2 separate regions of the Homo sapiens genome follow, and region 2 is linked to region 1. The links are chromatin contacts, found by Hi-C in ENCODE. All regions are on one chromosome and are shown on one strand. Each heading gives the region's core, a stretch centred on a gene start or an enhancer-like site at or near the end of the contact. The rest is flanking DNA. Distances are from core to core; before and after follow the strand shown.

The links. A loop is a pair of places that touch in the nucleus more often than their neighbours do. Pooled maps may share reads with other maps.
Region 2: a map with no recorded cell type shows a loop between it and region 1 (13-fold over the local background). The contact joins the promoter of PLSCR1 here to the enhancer-like site in region 1. A Hi-C loop is called at or near these places in 2 of 37 single-sample maps with no recorded cell type and 1 of 50 pooled maps.

The regions. Positions count from the first base shown.
Region 1 is chr3:140,842,000-140,844,754 of GRCh38, forward strand. No RefSeq gene overlaps it. Among named protein-coding and RNA genes, the nearest start is that of SLC25A36, 98 kb to the right of the region's middle. Within about 2 kb of position 1,337, at least 3 of the 41 ENCODE cell types and tissues checked have a DNase peak (open chromatin) inside an H3K27ac peak, as active enhancers do.
Region 2 is chr3:146,543,256-146,546,010 of GRCh38, forward strand. PLSCR1 (phospholipid scramblase 1) reads right to left here and starts at 1,352. Exons shown (of 9, transcript NM_021105.3): 1 at 1,212-1,352. RefSeq lists an enhancer at 1,202-1,681.

The sequences.
Region 1 (2,755 bases), core at 87-2,586:
GTTCAAGCGATTCTCCTGCCTCAGCCTCCCAAGTAGCTGGGACTACAGGCACATGCCACCACACCCAGCTAATTTTTTGTATTTTTAGTAGAGACAGGGTTTCACTGTGTTAGCCAAGATGGTCTCGATCTCCTGACTTCGTGATCCGCCCACCTCGGCCTCCCAAAGTGCTGGGTTACAGGCGTGAGCCACCACACCCAGCCAGTAATTCTAGATTTTCTGATAGCCATGTGTGGTGGTTAATTTTATGTGTCAACTTGGCTGGGTTAAGGGATAACCAGAAAGCTGCTGAAACATTATTTCTGGGAATGTCTGTGAGAGTGTTTCCAGAAGAGATTAGCAGTTGAATCAGTAGACTGAGTAAAAAGGATACATCCTCACCAACGTAGGCAGGCATCACCAATTCACTGAGGGCCCAGAGAGAACAAAAGAGGCAAAGGAAGAATTCACTCTCTCTTCTGGGGCTGGGACATCCACCTTCTCCTGCCCTCAGACATCAGAACTCCAGGCTAAGAGGCCTTCAGATACTGGAACTTACACCAGCAGCCCCCCAGTTTCTTAGGCCTTTGGCCTCAGATTGAGAGTTGCACTATCAACTCTCCTGCTTCCCGGGCCTTCAGATTCGGACCGAATTACCCCACCAGCTTCCCTGGTGCTTCAGCTTGCAGATGGCATGTCATGAGACTTCTTAGCCCCCATAATCATGTGAGACAATTCAAAAAATAAATCCTCCAATATATCTATATCTATCTATCGATCCTACTGATTCTATTTCTCTGGAAAACCTTTATATACCATGTTAAATTTTTAAGTAAAAAAAGTATTAATTTTAACAATATTTTCTTTAACCCAATATATAAATTATGATTTTGACATGCAATTAAATAAAATTAATGATTTTTTTTTATTTTGTGCTAGCTCTTAGAAATCCTGTATTTATTGTACACTTATCACACATCTTAATTTAGACTGGCCACATTTCAAACACTCAATAGCCACATGCGACCAGAGGCTGTGGTATTGGACAGCTTTAGACTGAAGTTAGACTTCATTCCATGAACAATGGAGAGCCATGATGGATTTTTCCCAGAGGAGTGAAATGCACAGCAAGCCAGTTTAAGGAGCATTCATCTGGCCTTGGGCTCTGGGCAGAGCTGTTCTGCCTCAGTGGTCCAGTCACTAGACCGAGAGACAGCAGCTCTATTTTCTGTCTCCCTGGCACCTACACAGGGTCTGACAGAGAGTCCTTGGTAATTTGATTGGATGAAACAATCAATCAACAAATCAGCAGGCACTGCCTGGATCTGTAAGGCAAGTTAAAGTGAAGGGTCAAGATAAGTCTGAAGGTCGGAGCCTGGGATAGAGGAAGAAAGACAGGGCAGGAGGATGAGAAATAAACAGGCTGAATGAGGAACTGAGAGTAGAGGGCTGGATGACTTTCAATTTAGACCTGTAGTGCTAAACATGGCAGGTGGCCACTGAGACTTAATGACTGGTTTAGGGAGAATGCAGAACTGGAGCTCAGAAGATGCAAGTCACTCAGCAATCTCCGGGTAGCTTGGAGGCACCAGGCATGCTCTGAGCCACAGAGAATGAAGCTGACATAGTGAAGAAATGAGATGACAGTGGTTTAAATGGATGTGACAGCTAGAGAAAAAAAATTCAAATTTACATGGACACTCCAGGTCTCAGACACTTGGACTGGCTGGGAGGGTGCAGCTGGAGATGGGGAAGACCATTTGGAGAAGCTGTGAGGAGCCAGGCTTTAAATGGCCCCATATTTGCTGAAGCAGGCAGGGCATCCTCGACCAGCAGAGCCCTGGTCAAAGAGTCTGCACTTCATTATCCAATTGCATTCTCGGGGGATCTGAGGGTGCGACTGCTCTGCAAAAGCAGCTGCTTTCACTTTAAACAGTTTTAGCTCAAAGCCTGAGGCATACAAGTTCTCTGTGTGACACTGTTAATGAAGAAGAAAGTCTCCCAGGAGCTCAAGAAAATAAAAATAATGAAAATAAAAGGCTTTGACACTCATCCAAAAAAAGCTTTGCTCCTCAATATTTGCAACATCTATGAGAAAAAGTGTCAAGGACAGGAAAGGTCAGGGTAATGAGTGAAAGGAGCACACATTCCAGGATTTGAGCATGCTCAGAGAACCACCCATGACAGGCACCATGGCCTTCCAACCCAAACTAACAATTTCCTAAATTATGCAGCCCAGTTGCTCATGCTAACTCCAGAAATCCTCCTTGGGGAAAAGCAGAAGTAAACTGCATATTGCTGACTAAGAGATAAAAGGTGCACATTGTCATGATCACAAAGATGGACCTCAAAGAAGTTCTGTGGACATTCTCTCCTTCGAGTCTCATAAGAACACCTTAAATCACACAGGTTAAACATCACTAACCAGATTGGACAGATGAGAAAATTGAGGCTCAGAGGGAGTTAAATAACTTGCTCAATATATTTGTTCTGCTGCAAGTGAAGTAAACCAAGCCCCCAAAAAGAAGAAATAGATTAACAGGCATAATCAGGAAGGGAAGGGAAAACTGGGCTTAAGAGCAACTGAACCCAGGGATTCTACCACCATCAGGACTCCCTCATTCTCTGCCTCTTGTTTCTGCTTTTCTGGCTTTGTTATCTCAGGCCAGCTGCCTCAGAAGCTCCAAGCCAAAACCCTTTGTATTAGTCTGTTTTCACATGGCTATAAAGAAATACCCTAGACTGGGTAATTTATAAAGAAAAAAGGTTTAATTGA
Region 2 (2,755 bases), core at 102-2,601, 5.7 Mb after region 1:
TCTCCACCTGTATGTACTCTAAGCTCCTTTACAGATCTAAAGGCAGTTTGATCTATAAACCAGCTATTTTACATGCCACTTTTCTATCCAATTGCATAAATCCACTCTTTCCCTTTATATGTCTTTTTCATTTCCCCGCATTTTCTCATTGTTCAAAGCCCTACTATTGTTGTAAACAGGGTGGCATTAAGACAAAGGTTTGCTCTTAGAAAAAGTTCAAGAAGGGAGCCCCCAAACTGTCTGACACGTTTAAGTGTCACTTGTAGTAACCATGTATCTCAATGTGATAAGCCAGAAAAAACAACGACTGCCTGTTCCTGGAACTGGGAAGTGGCCATGCCAAGACTTCCAGGAATAACAGTGCATGAATGAAACCACCTGGGAACCAGAGAATCAGCTTGGAGAAGCAGGAACTTTGTCAAATATTTAAAATAATAAGAGCTAACTTTCACTGAGTACTTTCTGTAGCGCCAGGCACTGCTCTAAGAATTTTACATTAATACTCTGTAGCTCATTTAATAGTTACACAATTTCAGAGATGAGGCAATGGAAAGAACATATATAAGAAGAAAGTGGCTGACAGTCCACAGACGTGAAGCAGTAGAGGCCGAATTTAAAGTCGGGGAGCCTGACTGGAGCTAATGGTCTTAGGAACCGTGCTAGATACCGCCACTATCTTTCCTAAGCTGGTATTGTAGAGGGCCTAGCATAGATGTGGGCTCCGGCGGACTTCATTGAATACTTACTGATAAATGACAGCTTGCAGGCTGTATTAACCATTCCTTCTAATAGCCCCACTACGCTGGCACATGCTCCTGAGCCCAGACTCTACCCAGGATTCAGGGCCGCTCTCTACCTGTAAAGCAGTGTAGCTAAGGGGAAGCTGAGCCCCGCAAGGCGTTTTCAGGCAGGGCACCCCTTGTCATTCGAATGGTTCTGGGGTGAGCCCGGGTGCCGCTGGGCCGCCTGGGGCCCCTTGCCGTGTACCTGCTCCACTTCCAGGGTCCCTTTCAGAGGCCTCTTGCATTTCTGGCCCCAACCTTCACCCCACATCCTCCACCCCCAGAGCAGCAAACACAACCTGCGGGCCCTCGCGCCGGTTCCCCACAAGTTGCCCTCCACACCTGACCCCGGCCCTGGCCCCAGCGCAGGCTCCGCGCAGTTCCCGCGCCCAAGTCCCCAGGAGGCGGCAGAGAAAGCCGCCCGCGCACCTCTGGCTGCCGCTGTTTCCGCTCCCGAGCGAGACAAGGTCCAGAGAGCCGGGGCCAGGCGATGGCTTCCTCTTCTGCGCCTCTAGACTGCCGGGCACAGCTGCTGCGCAACCTTCTCAGAAGTCAGCCGGAAAAGGGTCTGGGAGTAACCTTTGCGCCAACACCCGCGGCTCCTGGTTTCGTTTCCTGAATCTTACGTACACAACACGGTTTCCTTTTCCCGGTTCCCGCGCTGGCGCTCGGGGACCCACGAGACTACTGGAGGGTGAAGGAGCTGGAGGAGGGACTGCGCCCACCCCCTGGTGTGAGGCCCCTCCCCTACCCCCGACTTGCTTTCTTGCTCATTGGAGAGACTCCAGAGACGTTTGTCCGGTGGTTAAGGAGAGGAACTGGGACTCCGACACTAACTGGAACTGGAAAGTCATCAGCTGGGGAGTGGCCTCCCCCGGGAACTTTCTTTACTCTGGCTTTGACCTCCATCCCTCGGAAGCCCGTGGCTTTTCAAGGCGAGGGAGTAGAGGCAGCTTAAGACTACAAATGAGGAGGGGCCAAAATTGTTTTTCTTTATGGTGCCTTTTCTTTCTTGCTGTCTTGCTCTTTCTTTCCTTCTATTAAATTATGTGATATTACTTTTTAATTTTTAAGCAGTTATTTGAATGTTTTCGAGCTCACTTTATTTTTTTATAAATATTGTTCCTTTTTAAACTAAAATAGTTTTTATTCTGTGTATTTAAGTTATTTGTATGACATATCCATCAACTCCTATAATTACACATTTCCCCCCTTGGGGCAAGAGCAGCTATAATCTACTTATTTAGCATAAATCCTGAATACCACTATCATTAACTATAGCCCTCATGTTGTACATTAGGTCTTCCCATTTGTTCATCCTACGTGTTTGTAACTTTGTATACTTTTACCTAAATTTCCCCATTTCTCCTGACCCCACTCCAACCTGGATGACCCTGGATAAACCAGTGGTCCCCAACCTTTTTGGCACCAGGGACCAGTTTCACGGAAGAGGATTTTTCCATGGACCAGGGCCGGGTGGCAGACGGTTTCAGGATGATTCAAGCACATTACGTGTATTGCGCACTTTACTTCTATTATTATTACATTGTAATATATAATAAAATAATTATACAACTCACCATAATGTGGAATCAGTGGGAGCCCTGACCTTGTTTTCCTGCAATTAGAAGGTCCCATCTGGGAACGGTGGGAGACAGTGACACCAGAAGTGTGTTGCTTATGTCCAGTCTACTCCGTAATCTTGTTTTGGTTGCTGTCACTGCAGAAAATCCTGCTTCACAAAGATAGCATGTTGGAAATGGAAGCAGACTCTTCAGTGCTTTTGTGGCAATCTCAGGATATCCCACCTTGAGTTTAATCCAGAACATGGGATTTGAAGCTGTCTCAAACATACTTTTAAGGCCACCATCATTTGTGATCTCAAGCAATTGATCCTCTTCTAGTACGGACAAAATCGATTCACCTGACTTACTCACAAATGGGTCATGGATACATTCATTCCCAGTTCAGGG